Linked DNA regions of Mus musculus: all the other regions are linked to region 3. The links are chromatin loops, found by intact Hi-C in ENCODE. Cell type or tissue: left cerebral cortex. All regions are shown on one strand. Links, peaks and the distances in the headings refer to the core of each region. The heading gives the core; the rest is flanking DNA. Region 1 has its middle 110 kb from the start of Gm33687. Region 2 has its middle 7.7 kb from the start of Gm33687. Region 3 has its middle 95 kb from the start of Abcc12.

Evidence for each region. Peaks named below come from ENCODE experiments on the same cell type or tissue, not always from the same donor. Only the 100,000 strongest peaks of a DNase experiment are listed, where the experiment ranks them.
Region 1: it touches region 3 in a loop (2.4-fold over the local background); 2 of 42 quality-filtered maps call a loop at or near these places.
Region 2: it touches region 3 in a loop (3-fold over the local background); 3 of 42 quality-filtered maps call a loop at or near these places.

What each region holds. Positions count from the first base shown.
Region 1 is chr8:86,387,187-86,393,251 of GRCm38, forward strand. No RefSeq gene overlaps it. Among named protein-coding and RNA genes, the nearest start is that of Gm33687, 110 kb to the left of the region's middle. In left cerebral cortex, for the core only: no CTCF peak of the experiment used is centred there; DNase peaks (open chromatin) are centred at 2,947, 3,712 and 4,152; H3K27ac peaks cover 1,998 bases.
Region 2 is chr8:86,269,080-86,275,144 of GRCm38, forward strand. No RefSeq gene overlaps it. Among named protein-coding and RNA genes, the nearest start is that of Gm33687, 7.7 kb to the right of the region's middle. In left cerebral cortex, for the core only: no CTCF peak of the experiment used is centred there; DNase peaks (open chromatin) are centred at 2,681, 2,912, 4,443 and 4,910; H3K27ac peaks cover 1,537 bases.
Region 3 is chr8:86,468,418-86,474,482 of GRCm38, forward strand. No RefSeq gene overlaps it. Among named protein-coding and RNA genes, the nearest start is that of Abcc12, 95 kb to the right of the region's middle. In left cerebral cortex, for the core only: no CTCF peak of the experiment used is centred there; DNase peaks (open chromatin) are centred at 2,524 and 4,937; H3K27ac peaks cover 695 bases.

The DNA of each region.
Region 1 (6,065 bases), core at 601-5,600, 81 kb before region 3:
CTTACTGTACAAGACAGTGCATTCTCTCCTTTGTTCTTGTGTCTACCCTAACGGTTACTTTAGTAGCTTCTCTGACACCACTCAGGGATGCCCTAATCTTTACTCTCCTGCTGTGCAGTGAAGGTTTGTGACACAAAAATTACCATGGACATTTTCTGCACAGCACCGAGCCTACTTTGTTCTTAGCCTCTCTTATGTCACAGATTACTCTATTGCTTTCCCATAGAAAGTGTCTTGTGGGACATTTAGGTAAATTTTCATATTTTACAAGCATATGCAACAGAGAAATAACAGTCCTAATGACTGCTTTCATTGACTTATTATTTGGAGATGAGTCTCATAAGTGGGCTTGTTCTTTCAAAAGGTAAAACCATCTGGTTTTGACTCTAATGTACTGGGACACAAAAATTTTAAACATTCAATATTTTCCAAAGAGAATTATTCTCTGGGTAGTCTAAATAGCTACCATTTAAAAATTAAATATAAAAATATGCATGTACTTTATGTAATGCAGTCTCTTTGCAAAGTCACTCCGGTATAGCAGCCAAGATAGTCCAAAAAATATTTAGATTTAGGAAGGCAAAAATCCTACCTACCCTCTTGTATTAAATCACTCCTGAATAAGAATGTGGTACACAGTTCCACACAATCTCAGCCGACATCTGTAACCTGAATCCTATTGAACAGCTGAGGATAGCAGGAAGAAAGAAGCCATGTACTTACAATGCAGCCTCAGGACCCCAGGAACCAGTTGTTGCTGGAGTGGAGCAAGTGGCTGTAGTCTGGGAACAAGGGGCAGAGTAGAGTCAATCTGAAGGACAGAAGAGTGCCTGGTGGAGCTCCCATCTAGAAAAGATGGACACAGCCTGGCAGGCTGGCCATGTCAGAGCAGATCCTGGAAATGCATGGAAGTCTGCGTCTCTTACAGCACAGTGACTTTAACAAAGGTGTCAAAAGGCTCATTGCAGAAAGGACAGACTCTGCCACTGGTGCTTGGAAAACCAGATCTCCATGTGCAGAAGCTTGAAACTTTATCCCAGTCTTTCAGACTACAAAAGTCAACTCAGAATGTACCCAGGACCTAAATGTAAAACATGAGAACATGAAGAACACTTTCAGATATTTGTAGAGGTGATGAAATTGCTAATATGTCTCTAGAATTACAGGAAACAAAGTAGGAGATAGATAAATGGGATTACACCAAACTCAAATCAAAGGAAGCAATCCACAGAGTAAAGAAACAGAGAGAGTGGTTTGAAATTTTTGCCAACTACTCATCTGATGCAGAGTTAATATTCAGAATATGTAAAGAATTCAGAAACCTAACAAAAAATATTCCATACACACACACACACACACACACACAGGTACACTCATGCATGCACATCCACACACATGCACACACATGCTCACTGTAAATACATATGTAAATAAAATATTTTTAAAAATTGAAAAAAAAGAACTAGGTAAGTTATCTCCCTACTGGAGAAATGAATGAATCAAACTTACAATATGTCACCTCACTCCAATTAAAGGAGCTATTTAAAAAGGCAAACATAAATGCTAATGATGATGAGGATAAAGGGACCTTTCATGCATGGTTGGTGGGAATATAAATTAGGAACCTACAAGTTAAACTATATCCACCGAATTGCCTACCTATCCCACTCCTGTGTGTACATCTAAAGCAAATGAAATCTGTACACAAAAGACATAGTTGTTTGTCCATGTTGATTGCTGTACTGTTTGTAATAGCTAAGGTTGAAACAGCCTAGATACCCAACAATAGATGATTAAAGAAAAAGCAATACCAACAAGTGGAGTGTGTGTGTGTGTGTGTGTGTGTGTGTTAAGGGGGGAGGTGTTCAGCCATAAAAAACAACAACAATGAAACCCTGTCATGGTAACAAGATGGATGGACCTAGAAGACATTACATTAAATGATTCAAGCAGAGAGACAGAACACACATTGTTTCATAAAGGAAGCTAAGGGAGTTGGGTTAAATGTGTGTGTGTGTGTGTGTGTGTGTGTGTGTGTGTGTGTGTGTGTGTGTTGGTCAGCACCCACTTTATTCATATACTGAAATATCACACTGCATCACAGCAATATGTGCAACTAATACATGTTAACAGAAATAAATTATCCTAAAATGCGCCTACGTGTTGAATAGGGAAGCCTGCAGCCCTCTGCTCAAAAGATATCATTTTGCTGGCAGACAGGCAGTATTGGTATATCCTATAACATTAAAAACACTGTAGTTTATAAATATTATGTATTCGGAAGTTTCTATATTGTGTCTGGGGGTTGAGTTTGACAGGGGGTAAGAGAGGACTCCCTCCACTTAACTGTGGATGCAAAGAAACTGTATTTCAGGTGGAAACGTTTGAAAACCCAGATGTAAAGAGGGGACATACAGCCAAAGTCACTATAGTGAGTGCCTGGAGAATCAGGGAAGAGAAGCACTATTATGCGCGGGGCCTTATGTGTTTAATTATAGACTCTAATTGACTTTTAATTATGTGAATGTATTACTTTGATAAAAATTAAAATTGAGGAAAGAAGGAGAAACAGCTCACAGGCATTGGTCTGCCCCTGAAGTCATGTACCTCGTGAGTCAGATTCCCATAGGGAGATTTGGCTCAGGCAGGGTCTCCTTGAGTTTTCAAACCATAAATAAGGCCTAATGGCTTTGAGAGGTAATGAACTGGCCAGCAGCCAAGAGAATCCTGATTCCTAACAGACAGGCCCAGGCTCCATCTCCAGAGTTTAGATCTCTGCTGTGGGCTTCATGCTGGCCTAACTTCTTAAGTGAAACCTCTCACTAATTTGCCCTTTGCAATGCAATCTACCCGATGAGTCACTGATACTGTTGAGAGTCTAACCAGTGCTGGAACTGAGAGAGCCCTCCCATGCAGGCCCTCTGTTGCCATGGAAACAGCACTGCTCAAGTTTCTCTGTTGCTTTGGCAACCCACTCCCATTTCCTCCCATCACTACTGCTGGGGTATTTTGCTGCCAAGATAATGGTCTCTATTATGGTTTGAATGCTAATGGGGCAGTCCTCTACCCCAGCCTACTCCAAGCTCCCTCTGTAGCTCTACACTTGAGACCTTGTCTAAGTGGCATTTCAATGAGATGGTAATGGATGCTCAAATCAGATGAAGAGGAGCTATAGTGGTGGTGTGGATGAAAGAAGGGTTCAGCTTCTTATCTTGGGAAGGAAGAAATGGTATCTATGTACTCAGAGAGGCATGGATTGGAGTGTCATCCATCAAAGGGCTTCAGCTGTGTGTCAGGCCTCAAGCCTTTTTCTCCCAGTCAGTTCTGTATACTGGCAAATAAATAAAGGCACTGCATAATGAATACCTGTATGTTCTCAGTGCTAGGCTATGTGCTTTACACCCATTTAACTCCTATTTTACAGACAAAGAAACGAACAAGCAACCTATTCAGTGTCATTGGATTTGGGGTTTAAACACAACTCTCAGCGGTTACACTAAGCCACTGCTGACTTGGGACCACAGAAAATAACAAAAGTATCAGATAGTTGTCCTTGCAAAAAGACCTTATGGAGAGTTGAGGAAGAAGTGTAAGTACAAAGGGTAGAGGTGGAAAAGAAATGCCTTACCGAGCCGGTGAAGTACGGAGCTCAAGTGTGGGTACAGACATGACAATACACAGTTCCCTGGACATGGAGTGGCGTCTAGGAAACTGGAAAGCATAGTCAGTCCCCATCCCTTACAAGAAGCAGAGCCAGGGTGTTAGCTTCAGAGTGGGTGTCTCAGCGACCCACTCAGCGAGGCTCCTGCTTATGGCGCTAGACTTGTAGGCATTCAGCAAAGAGAGAGACCTTTGTCTACTTCTTCTTTTGAGATTTGGATTTACTCGAGACCATCTGACTCTTTTATTTTGTTTTTTTTTTAAAAGAGTTGAAGTTTTATATAAAATTGTTCTAAATTTTATGGCTTCCAATTTCGAAATCCAATAATCCTATTTCCTTTACTTTAAAAGTAGATTTTTTTTTTTAGCTACCTCAAGTCCTAATGGAGTTAAAAGGAATATAAATCTTCAGTAGAGTTTTTCTAGGTCTTAGTTTTTTTCAGCAGTTCCCAGTGCTCTGCTGTGTCTTCCATATCTGCTGGTTTGGCTCCCACTCTCCTCTGTCAACTCCCGTGCTTGGGGATTTTCTGCAGTCAGGTCAGAGAGAAGGCAGAGTTCTCCAAGCAACACAGGACAGAGTCTCTGAATGCCATCTGACTCTGGTCACCTCAAAAACACTACTCAGTTATCAAGGCCAAGCGAAGATAAATTCATTTTTAGTTTCATTCCACTTGCATGTCGTCAGGGTGGCTTTTCTTGGGCTGGAAGCAAAGGTGCATGGAGGTTGGCCCAGATGGGGCTGGGGGATGGTGAGAGCATTTACATCTACATCCAGATCCACTTCTTTGTCTCCATCACTCCTCTGTCCCAATAGTTATGTGACTTAGGACATATCATTTCATTTTCTTAACCTCACTTCCCTCACTTATGAATACAAAACAGGACGAGCAATTATTCCCATGCAGATTAAACAAGACCACAACTATTAAAAAAAAGGCTTACAGTACACCAATGCTCAGCCGTTATTACCAAGGTTTACCTTTGAAGTGGGAGTGGGTGGGTTGGGGAGCAGGGCAGGGGTAGGGAATAGGGGGCTTTGGGGATAGCATTTGAAATGTAAATGAAGAAAATATCTAACAAAAAATGCCTTATAAAAATTTAACCCACTAAGCGTCTCAGGTCTCTAGAAATCCTCTACTATAAATACTGTTGTGCTTCTGCCAGTTTCAGCCTGTTTAAGCACTGAAATTGGAATACAGTATTTCATAATGCCCCCTGATACTCCTTTCTTAGGCTCCTACATGGACAGTCATCAATACCCAGAGCTTTCAAATGTCTGACTTTGCAACTGTCCACTCAGCATTTACACACACACACACTCACACACATACTACATGTACTAATACATACATACATACACTCACACATACACACATGCACACAATATTCATGCACACATTCACACACACATATATACTCACACAAACACACATACACACATCTACCCATGCACACACACTAACACACATGCATACACACATACACATGCACACACACGCTCAAGGACACATGTGCACACATGCAAACACTCACATACATGTACACACTCAAATGTATATGTGTAACAATCAAGGGCTTCAGTGAGTAAAAGGATGGCATTCAAGATGATGACTTATGCTCGGCGTTTGAGAGGCATCAAGAGAGTAGAGAGTGCATGCTGACTCGAGAAGTCCTGACTCTGGTCAGCTCTCGCCTTGCCATATGATCCTGAACCAGTTGCTTTGTCTCCCGGTGATGTCTGGATCTTCTAAAGTTGGGGAAACAGATGATGTGTAAACAAGGGAGTTGAAATTCCAATAACCATTATGAGCCCGAAGCTTATGTTTTAGTATGTTTGGCCACTTAACTCCGTGAAAGTTCATTTTAGTAAACAAAATTTTGCTGGTCCTGTGCTGTGTGGCTGGTCCTGTGCTGTGTGGCTGGTCCTGTGCTGTGTGGCTGGTCCTGTGCTGTGTGGCTGGTCCTGTCTGTGTGGCTGGTCCTGTGCTGTGTGGCTGGCTGGTCCTGTCTGTGTGGCTGGTAGGCAGTGAGCCTCATCTCAGACCCCTGGGGTATGCACAATGGTGGTCTCTCACCTGAGAACTGAAACAGCCGCTGACATTGAGGAGTCTCTGAATCTACTCATGTTTTCCGGTTAACCCCTCCATCCTTCTATTCTTTTTAAATGTAGTACTTGATGCATATTAACATATTGAACACCCCAAAACCAACCGATCATCCAACACCAAACAAAGGATAGAATTTAACCCTGTGAGGATCTGTATGCTTTACCCCACCTGCTCGCCTCTTCCTACAGAACTCCACTATCCTGGAGATCACATCTATATCTTCCTTTAAAATGAAATCTCCATGTAGTCTATATCCTCAAGGAGCTCATTGCTTAGTTCTGCTTGTTTCATACCGGA
Region 2 (6,065 bases), core at 650-5,649, 200 kb before region 3:
AGCCCATGACACAATGCTATAAATCCCCAAATATTATGGGAATTGAAGAGTCTGTCTCTCCCTTAAGGGCTCCAACATTCTATTTATGATATGATGCTATAACTATCATAATATTCCAAAAACGAGGTTTCTTCCCCCCTCGGGACCTTTATCATGCTATCCACAGTCGCAGGCTCTCCTACCGCAGGGTCTCACGATGCCTATAACTCTCCAAGCAAAGCTGTTCTGGAGGGTGATTCTACCCCAGTTTCCTTTCTATGAATTTGCCTTAAAGAAGGTACAATCCCCTTCTAAGGCTGAGGGTTCAGCAATGAACATTGCCTCAAATTTGCTGGTACCTTGGATTCCAGGAAGGGCAAGTCCTACAGGACACACCATCCTCAGGATGAGCACAGTGACCTGTGATGATGAGGCCACACCCTGGGGCAGCTCATTTTGTAGAGACGAGGGATTAACAGATTAATGATGTGTTAGATATCTTGTGGTGCTAAAGCTGACACAATAACTGGGCCATACTTGTCTAGAACTACTTAATTATGCATTCTTCTTGTCTCTGTGGGAGACGTGGAGGTTCTGTGCTCTCAGATAAGCACTAGAGGAACCAGGAATGTTAAACACACAGGTCTGTTCCTTCAAAGGGATGGGTGCATAACCTGTTATCACCCAGAAGTTTTCTGTTGTTGATGGTTTCCTTTGCTGCTTAAGCTTTCCTTTAATTCCTTTTCACAAGTTGGAAGCTTAGCTGGTTGGAGTCTTACCCTGAGGGCACCACTCCCTTTACTGCATTTTGACTCAGCTTTTCCTTTAAACTTCTAATCTTCTTGAGCACACGACTTGGCTCCAGCACTGCCTCTCCTGGTGTTCCTTTTCTCCTCTCACTGTACAGTTTATATTTCCCTTTGCCCGACCTGCTCCTTTACATTGTAGATCTGCATAAGAGTGATCACTAATAACCATGTGACACAGTCAATAATAGGCAATCTTAAAATCTCCTCTGCCAATGCCATCAATCCAAAAGTCTTCTGTTTACGCTCAGGCAGTTTCTTAGGACAAGGGCAAGTTGCAGCCACAGTCTTTGTACAAACACCACAAAAATAGTCTAAAAGCCACTTGCTAATATTCTTCCCCTGTGAAATGTATTGAGCCAGGTTTTCACAGTTCACATTGCCTTTATTATTATAGTATTCTATGCTCCTACTAGAGTGCCTCACTAAGCTCACTTAAAGTGTTCAACTATTTTTCTAGTCCAAAACGCCTAGCCCTTTCATAGCTTTCCAAAGAACAGCATGGTCAGGCCTGTCACAGCAATACCCCAGTTTCTAGTACCAACTTCTGTCTTAGTTACTATTGTATTGCTGTAAAGAGACACCATGGCCAAGGTAACTCTTATATAAAAAAAAACATATAAATGGGAGATTGCTTACAATTTTAGAAGGTTAGTCCATGATCATCATAGCAGGAAACAGAGAGGCATGGTGCCAGTGTCATAGCTGAGAGCTTACTGTAGGCAACAGATAGAGAGTGAAACACTGGGCCTGGCATGGGCTGTTGAAAGCCCACCCACAGTGAACTAATCCTCCAACAAGGGCACACCTCCTCCAACACACCTCGAATCATTCCTAAATGGCTCTACTAATTAGGGACCAAGCATTCAAATATATGAGCCTAAAGCAGACATTCTTATTTAAACCACCACAAATAGCACCTGTAATGACTGCTGGGTAAACGAAGGACAGGTATGCTGACTGAGACCATCATACCTCAGTCAGTTCTAGGGAGGCCAACTTGTGATATGTTCATCAGTAGGATGACCCTAGGTAGTATCTAGAATTCATCCACTAAAGGTATATTCTGCTCCAAAAAAAGTCCAGCTGTGTTTCAAGCCCGCAGTATCTGCAACTATGTTTCAAGTCCTCAGGATCTGCAACTATGTTTCAAGCCCTCACTGAATGCAACTATGTTTCAAGTCCTCAGTGTCCTCTGGCCTCATTCCTTTTCATGAGGCAAAGTGAAAACCAGTGAGTTTAATTAAAGTTAATTAAATATCATTTCAGGTTGTATATGAGCATGGCAAAATCCCAAGTGGCCAAAGATGGAGAAATACTGGGCCAGTCTTTGACTTCATCTTTGAGAGCAAAAGTGTAATTCTAGGATGGGAGTGGTGGTTCAGTGATATGGAATGCTTACTGCTCTTGCGGACAACCCACATGCTGGCTCACAACCCTGTGTATCACCAGTTCCAGGAGATCTGATGGTTCTTCTGGTCTCTATGTGCTCATACAAGCACATGATATAATATAATATAATATAATATAATATAATATAATATAATATAATATAATATGCATACAATTAAATAAGTACTTTTTAAAGTATAAAGATGTTTAGAGAGTGTTATTTTCTATAATTCCTCACCCCTTTCAGTCTTCACTACTCAGAAGAGTAGGGGAGGTTGAGCAGAAGAAATAAAAATATCCCTAACTATGTCTCCACCTGTCTTCCAAGATGCTGTCTGTGGTTTGTTGCAAGTGAGAGATGATGAGCCGATCCCTCGGAGCACAACAGCGAGTTCCTTTCGCAGCCAAGCTCATCAGCACTTATGGTGATTGTATATTGTGGGTTCTGGAAGCCAGCGATGTGTCTTCTGTGCACCTCTCTCCCAGGGTGTTTGTAAGACACGTGTTTTAAAAGATGGGCCTTTGGTTTGCTTCCCAGCCACAAAGATGTGAACACTTTAAAAACTGCTGTGTATGCCTAAAGCTGACCTCACAGAAGAATAGGGGAGGGTGACAGGCAGGAGTGGGCAATGAGGAGAGAGAGATACAGATGGGGACAGGTGGTAGTGCCATTTTAGATGGCATAGGAAGATTCTTCACTCTACAAAAGGATTGATCACAGCGTTCCCGTTGAATAGAAAGTTCTGTGCATTTTAAGAGGATTTGATTTATAAGAATCTTTTCAGCAACACAGCTGCCGGTTGAAGCAAGCTATTCACACTGACTTGAAATCTATTTCGTGAGCCAGGAGTCCAGGGTGCTGTGGAGTGATAAAATCCTTTTAGTTTCTAATTGACGAGTGATATTGACTAGCACAGTTAGGAGTCCAAGAATTGAGCCCCAGCCAGTATGTTCCTGTAGTAAATATTCCTGGACATACAGAATGCTTGAGTATTGATTCATTTATGTACTTATGGCTGCTGTTCTGAAGGGCTTAGTGCTTTGCAGCTTTAGAGTCAAGATCCCTCCAGAGAACTTGTGTTAGAATGCACCTGGCTGTACAGCATGAACCATCCAAATCCATGGTCTCTAGTGCAGATACTTGGCCCCGCACATCGCTGCAAAGCCCAGACTTCATGCGTCTGTGGATGGGAAGAGCACAGGGTTGAGGGAGCGGCACATATGAGGTTGGAGGCAGCTTTGATTCAGGCTGCTGATAGTTATTTTCCTCCCTTCCATGGTCTCTTCTGTTTGGTTTTCATTATGACTTGTGTCCTGGAGAAATTTCCCAAGAGTTGTAGGGTCCTTAAAGGCTCTCTCTCTCTCTCTCTCCCTGGCAAAAGCAATCATTGCCAATGGCAGGTGTTGACTGAGCATCAGAAAGAGAAGAGGGAAAAATAGGATTTTTTTTTTGAGTCTACTTTGCATATGAGAGAAAACCTGAGGAGAGTGACCTTGAATGAACCCCAAGAATTCGGGCTGGAATGACCTTTAGCTGTGAATAGAACAGGATGCTCACTCCCTGGGTGTAAGCAGCAGGTCATGCAACAGCTCAGATGACACACCCTCCCCATCTGCTCTGAGGTTTGCTTTAACCCAGGGAAGAAACATAAAGCACACCTGCAACTTCCCTGGCCTCTCTTCTGTGGCCCAGGGGATGTAAAATGGCTCTACTATCTGGATCCCAAGAGAGAACAATACAGATAACCATGCCAAAGGTGATGCTCTCCACTCAGAGCAGCTGCCACGGTTACTCTTTTTCTGACTCACGTTAACTCACCTTCACTTTATAGTGAGTGTCTAAGGATCTGAGAATTGCTAAGGGACTCAAGATAAATACAGAATTTGGGGAAGTGGGAGAATTTTCAAGGTCCAGGCATTGACATTCTGCTCCAGTTGCTCACTCTTCCTCCTGCCATCAGCCTTTGGAGCATCTATCGATCAACCCATCGATCCACTGGGAAGTGCACATTTCAAGCAAGTTTCTCCAGCAGCACTCTTAAGCGATCAGTGTTTCTATAACTCATTATGGAACAGGCAACAATTGCCCTGTTGGGTTTATGTAGTTGTGAGCCTCAAGTGAGGTGAGGGGGTGAGACATTAAGTGCAGCACAAATGAATACACTTTCATCCATCTGATAAGTGCTTATTGGGAATGTTAGTGTCAGAAGCAATTTTGCTTGTTTGCTGAGGCTTTGAGAACATTAACTCTCAAGAGCATCATTTTGGGGATGAAGTTGATTTCATTGTACTGGGTTGTCCACAGTCTTAACACATCCCTTTCAAGAGCTCCGTGACCACTATTGATTACAGACATAAGTACAGACACCTGAACTTGTACTTCACTAATGTCCTTCCTTTAACTTCTACGGTCTGTGGTGTTCACAGCACAGATACGCACTTTCTAAGAACACAGTTTTGCTCACTCACACAAGTCCACGTTCATGTAAATGCAGCTGGTATGGTGTACAATAGTGTTTGAAAGGAACCAATTTTTGAAACGATGGTGTGGAATAGGATGAGTTCTCTCTGGTTCTGAGTCTTCAAAAGCCATTTGTACTTTAAGGGCCCATTTGGAGAAGTGGGAAGAAAATCCCACTCTGCCAGCATGACTCAGGGCTGAAGAGCAAAGCAGTTTTAGGACCAAGAGGCAGAAGTAATACTACACTGGGTTAGTGGTATCCATGGCAACGTCAGAGCCTGGTAAAGTTAATAAGCCTGCTTTCAGAACTCAGCTGCTCTCCTTGGTGCGGATGGGGCCTGGCTTGGCTCCTTTTTATGTTTTTATGCCTGTCTTAGCTGATGCTTGTGCTGAATGCACCAATCCCTTCCCATTGCCTAACTGAGCAGGGCTGATGGCAGCCTACTTGGAACGGCTGGCCATGAGGAAGCCTTAGTGTATGTAGCCTTTGAGGGTACCTGTGAGATGCAGAGTTATCAGCTCCATTCTCATCATGCAAAATAAAGACTTCTTTACTTAGCCACAAGGTCAGTTTGCTGGGGAACTTCTCAGCCTTGCCTTCTGTTCTTGCTACTTCAGTCCATGCCTGTTGGTGGCTCTGTATGGCTCAGCCACTCCATGTGAGCAATGAATGTTTAATCCCAGCTCAGTCACTCAACACTTAATTCTTCCTCTTTGTGATGTAGGATATGTGATCACCGTGTGAACCCCAAGATTGTGAACTGGATAAACCTTGTTGTGGTGTGGCTCAGCCCTAGCACATGGCTTTAATCCAAGACCTTTCTGTAAACAAGAACTCAATAAAGTCAACGATAGACCAAGAGGCAGATTAAGCAACCAATTGTCAGGGAGTGAGCATAAGAAAACCCAGGAAAGAGAAGGAGAGTCTCTGAGTTGAAGGGTATAAAGACAGAGTGCAGAAGGAGGAGGGGCTTTTCCTTCTGGGACACCAGTGGAGTGGGAAGGTCAGCTGGGTACTTTCTCTGACTCTGTGAGCTAGCCGGCTTCCACCACAGCATCTGGCTTCTGTGCCTTCACTGATAAATCGAACGTTTGGGATTCTGTTTTTGTTTTTGTTTTTGTTTTGTTTTGTTTTGTTTGTTTTTAATGAGGATTAAGCAGTTTATTTTATATTCAGTCTACAAGACCCGGCATGCGGTAAACCCATGTCTCACTTATAAGAGGCAATGAAATCATAATTAAAAACAATGTGCCTTGTGCCATATGATTTTTTTATTTTCTTTATTTACAGTTCAAATTTTAATCCCCTCTCCTAGTTTCCCCTCTGAAAACCCCCTATCCCATCCCACCTCCCCCTGTTCACCAACCCACCCACTCTCACTTCCCTGTCCTGCCATCCCCCTACACTGGGGAATAGAGCCTTCTCA
Region 3 (6,065 bases), core at 646-5,645:
ACAAAATCAACGCAAATCAGTAGCCCTCATATATACAAATTACAGAGTGAGAAATGAACCAGAGAGACAGTGCCTTCCACAAAAGCATCTTAAAAATCTTGTGGTGACCCTAACTAAGCAAGTAAAAGACTTGTATAATAAAACTTCAAAGAAAGTTAAAATTAAAACCTAAAGGGAAGAAATGACACCCGAAGATTGGAAGATCTCCCATGCTCATAGATCAGTAGAATTAACATTGTAAAAACAGCCATCCTACCAAAAGCAATCTGTAGATTCAATGCAATCCCCCATCAAATTCCAACAGAATTCTTCACAGAAATTGAAAATTAATTCTAACTTCATATAGAAACACAAAAAAGAATCTAGGATATCTTTTAAAAATGAATAATAAAAGAACCTCCAAACAGTATCACAATCCCAATTTCAAGTTGTAATACAGAGCTACAGAAAGAAAGAAAAAAAAACCAGCATGGTCCTGGTATAAAAACAAACATATTGGTCAACAGAATTGAACTGAAGACCAAAACATAAATTAATACAACCATTTTCTGCTTGGATTTAAGGCCTGCTCCATACCTGACATTGCCAATGAGCCAAAGATCCTAAGACTAGATAGGTCATGGACCTAGGGGAAACCTGATACTATTATTCTGCTCAAAGAACATAGTGCTGAAATGACTCCTAACAACACAGTGCTGTGCTTACAGACCAGTGCTTCACTCGGCCCTCACCAGAGATGCTTCATCTTGCAGCAGATGAGAACTAACACAGAGATCCACAAATGGACACTGTGCAGACAGTGAGAGGCTTGGAGCGGTGATTTCACCAAAGCCTATGTCCTCTGGATATCAAGTACAGCTGACATAAGAGCCAAGACATAAGCAAACACTGGCCTGACAGGACATTCAGGATGAAACGCTGCTACCTGAAGCCAGACCTTCCCAGGAACAAAGCAGATGAAAGAACTAACAACAAACAAACCAGATACAGGAGTTCATGAAAAGGAGCAGTGATCCAGGAAGAAAGGATGAGCAGCTGCCGAGACACAGCTGGCTCGTTCAGAGCAGCTAAATCGTCCTCAATCGCTGCATGTGCGTGGCTCTTCAAGAACCTTCCCACCATCCCTCATCCACTCCTCACAGCCACCATGCAAGGCTGTCGGGACCAGTCTTCACAAAATACAGTGAGCTTGGTGATGGTAGATGTTGGCATGTGTTCACGTGGGGCATTTTCTACAAGATGCTGCCTCTGGCATATTCAAAAGACAAAGAATACAGAAAAACCACGAAAGTTTAGACATCTGTTCTTCTCTTGGTCGTTCTTCATAAAATGAGAACTGCGGTCATGTGGGCATCTATCATCTTAAGTTTCCTGAAACCCAGTCTCCTGGAGTTGCCTCTTGCCTCCTCTACTGTGGTAGTCTTAATGCAAATTAATTTTAAATGCTCACCTTTGCTACAGAGACCAGGTAACCCAGAAAAGGATACTTTAGCTCTAGGTTTTTAATGTTGATGAGATACTTCAGACAAGGGTGAAAAAGGTTAGCAGCCATTCATTGTGGTAGTAACAGAGGTGACAGTGGCACACTTGAAAGGCAGAACAGCTCCACCACCTTCCATCTTGCTCATACAGCTCCATTTGTATACAGGTCAAAGGTGATTTCTGGAGCATGCAGTGAGGGCCCTAAGTGATGCAGACTTGGAAGGGTTTACACAACCTGCGCAAAGCCACTAGCCTCTGACCTGGGGCCACGCAGCTGGTAAGCTGATCCTGATTTCCAGATGCTCAACATTTATGACTAAATCACAAGAAGAAGCCATGGACCTCCAGGGGGATTTGTGGCTGCTACAGCTTTCACATACTTGTCTCCCTAAAATTCCAGGTGCTAATTAATATTAAGACATAGACGTGTAGGTGATAATTAGAATAGGAGGGCCCCAACCTCGTGAATGCATGGACCTCCATTCCTTATGCTATGTGGGGACAAAGCTTCTTTCCCCCTAGAAGGACACACACACACACACACACACACACACACACACACGATCTTGGAAACAGAGTGAACCTAATTTGCTAGTGCTATTGCCTTGGGTTTGCCAACTGCCAACAGTGTAAGAAATACAGTCCCATTCTTTACAAATTACCCAGTTTGTGGTGTCTTGTTAAAGCAATAGGACAAGGCTGAGGTAATGATGAAGCAGAAGGGTTCCCATACCAAGGCACCATTAAACTGGGGTTGCCCGGGGAAAGGGGCATAAGACTACAAAGGAAGTTCCAAACAACGTCTCTAGCTTGTCCATGGTGCCATCTTTTCCCATCAAACATCCACTCACCAACCATATGTTTGGCACACTGTTCGTTGTTTGTAACAAAGTGATGCTTAAAGAGCTTGTCTGGGCATCAAGACCGCAGCTGACCTCTATGTGTGCACAGAGCCTCCATCCCTGGGCCACCACCCCTCCTCTGGCAGAGCACTCCTGCCTGGAAGCAGGCCTGGCACTCAGCCTCTTACATCACACCTCCTGCTCACTGCTTCCCAGTTTACCTTCTGCTGAGAGTCTGACTCACCCTGGGGATGAAGCAGGGCTACCTCCCTAGGCTGTGGGTTTTCTTTTTCTCTGTTTCCTCACTTGTTATAAGAGGGGGGGAAAAAAGCAATTGCCTGGTGTGGAAGTTGGTGTTAAAAGAGTGTATCTGACAGAAAACAAAGGGTTTATTCTACTTTATTCATTCTATGCTTTTAAGAAGAATTTCCATGCAAAACAGAGCTGAGAAAAACACAGTGGACAGGCTCACAGAGGGAGCCAAGCAGAGCCTATCACAGCTTTGGTTGCTGCTGGGATGAACAGCTATGGCTGATGCTGGAGGAGAGGGCAGCAGAGGGAGGGAGCAGTGCCTGTCCTTCCTTTCAAAGCATCAGATAAACCTCAGAACCCAAGGACTCTTGCTAATGTATGCCAATGGCCTCCACTCACACTGAAGACTTCTGGGAAATGAAAGAAACTCTCCACTGACACCAGCTAGTTAGTCCACTGCCATGACACCAGCTAGTTAGTCCACTGCCTTAATACCAGTTAGTTAGTCCACTACCATGACACCAGCTAGTCCACTGCCATGACACCAGCTATTTAGTCCACTGCCTTAATACCAGCTAGTTAGTTCACTACCATGACACCAGCTAGTTAGTCCACTGCCATAACACCAGTTAGTTAGTCCACTGCCATGACACCAGTTAGTTAGTCCACTGCCATAACACCAGTTAGTTAGTCCACTGCCATGACACCAGCTATTTAGTCCACTGCCCTAATACCAGCTAGTTAGTTCACTACCATGACACCAGCTAGTTAGTCCACTGCCATAACACCAGTTAGTTAGTCCACTGCCATGACACCAGTTAGTTAGTCCACTGCCATAACACCAGTTAGTTAGTCCACTGCCATGACACCAGTTAGTTAGTCCACTGCCATGACACCAGCTGGTTAGTCCACTGCCATGACACCAGCTAGCTAGTTCAGAGTCAAACTTGCAGTACAGACCCTTCGACTATTACTTTCAAACCACAGATGTAAACTTCCCCTAAACTAGTAATTTGTGAGATTGCTTTAGACAGAGATAGTCCTACTTAAGCACCTGCTTAAAAAAAAAAAAAAAAAAAAAAAGTTAAGAAATGTGGTCTGTGTGAGTCAGCACCCAAAGCAACCCTCTGACAACTCGGGTTAGCCGAAGACTAGATGAAGACAAGATGAAGGGTCATGAGAGTCATGGCAGCACAGAGAGAAGTGGCAAAGGGACACAGAACTGCATCTTCACCCACACGTAGAGCAGACCCACCATAAATATCTGTTGTGTCAATGAATTAATTGTTGTGTGTAGAGATTAGGGGCTTATTTCCCACATCACAGTTTCAAAATATGAGCAATGGCTCTGACGCTGCAAGTCTAGGTCTAGCCTTAGAGGAGGCAGAAGGACAGTGCCTCGCTGAAATTGTTTTCTTTTATTGAGACAAGGGTTTGCTGTATAGTTCAGACTGCCCTGCCCTGGAACTTTCACAACCCCCCTGCCTCTGGCTCTTAAGCGATTGAATTTTAGGCCTGTGCTATCACACCCAGACAGTTGCAATCATATTGAAATCTGAGTAAAAGGCAGATGTCAACTCATCTGAGGCTTTAATCCAGTTTGTTCTGCTATAATAAAATACCACAGGCTGGGTAATTTATAAAAGTAAATGAATATATTTCTTACAGTTCTGGAGAACAGAAAATCCAAGATAGAGGGGCTATATCTGCTGAGGACCTTCTAGCTACTCTGTAAAGCGGCAGAAACCATCATGTGGGCAAGAGCACATACAAAGTCGAATCCAGCCTCAAGCTCTTTTATGATCAACATCAAACCATTCACAAGGGCGAGGCCCTGTAACCTAAACACCCCTCACTGGGCCTGTCTTCCAGTACTGCTTTACTCGAGACTAAGTTTCCCACTTGTGCTTTGGGGACGAGACTTTCGAGCCATAGCATGAGATCTGAAAAGCTGTGTTGTCCCTGAGCTAGCAGTGGCACTTGTATCTCATGGTATCTTTTGGGCAGGGTGTCTTATGTGAACATCCTCAGGAGGTTGGGGGCAATCGTCACTTCCATCTGAGGGTTCTGAGTGCTGAGCCTTCTACAGAAAAAAGGACAAAATTAAAAACCCTCATAGGGTGTGATTTTTCAGACATACAAATTCATCTCTGTATTTACATAAATCCGGAGATTTCTGTGCTGGGAGCTGTGATCAAAGGAAGAGGAAGTGCCTGCCTGATTTCACGCCAGAAAAGAAGCATCCTTGGAGACTGCGATCCTATTGAGACCCTCAGTGTGTGTGTGTGTGTAGACAAAGTTGCTCAGCCTGATGCATTTAAAACCTGTCAGATGCTTTTCAAGCAGAAAATACATAACTCATGCAGGATCCACAACACTTAAAACCCCCGCCATCATTCCCAGCGGAATTCAGTCTTCCATCTGTCCACCAGCCCCCATTCAGTGCTTCCTGGGTTTTTCAGTTCTACACTCATCCTGGTAGAATTCCTGGAGAGCCCAAGGAAAATGCATTCTGGTCCCGACAGAGCCAGACATCAAACGTGAGGATCACAACTTGTGCCCCAAGCCAGGTCTGGCCACTTATCCTCCATAAGCCAATTAAAAGAGCCAAATTAATAATGAAAAGCAGACAAAGATTTATTCAATGTGGACACACTGGGCAAGGGATCAAAGAGATCCAGTAAACCCCTCAAGTCTGTCTGCTGGGATGCTGAGGTTAAAGTTTAAACAGAGGGCCAAGGATCGGCACATATAAACAGTTCTGTCAAGATGTGGTCCCGTCCACCACTGACCCATCCTTGTCTGGGCTTCAGTCTCATTTTATGATGTGGTCTGGCAGGGTGTTAGAACTTCGAGGACTCACTTTCTGGGACACGAATCCTCCCTCTAGCTGGCACCTTTTCCTTCTCCTGGTGTGAGATTCCTGGGGAATGCCCATTTTCGGGGAAGTGTCCATTGTTTCAATAGTCAGACAGTCACATTGAAGACATAAGTGTCTCTTTAGAATATCTCATTTCTACCAGACCTGTTAGAAGCTGGCCACACTATCCTTTCCTACCCTGGGCCACAGACCCAAAATAGGATGCATCCCCTCTGTCTTAGATAGGGTTTTACTGCTGTGAACAGACACCATGACCAAGGCAAGTCTTATAAAAACAACATTTAATTGGGGCTGGCTTACAGGTTCAGTCAGAAGTTCCATCCATTATCATCAAGGTGAGAGCATGGCAGGCATGGTGCAGGAGGAGCTGAGAGTTCTATGTCTTCATCCAAAGGATGCTAGTGGAAGACTGACTTCCAGGCAACTAGGGTGAGGATCTTATACCCACACCCACAGTGACACACCCATTCCAACCAGGTCACACCTATTCCAACAAGGCCACACCTTCAAATGATGCCACTCCCTGGTCCAAGGATATACAAACCATCACACCCTCCTTCCCAGAGACCACTGGGTCAACAGCTCTGGATAGGGAAGATATCTGTTGG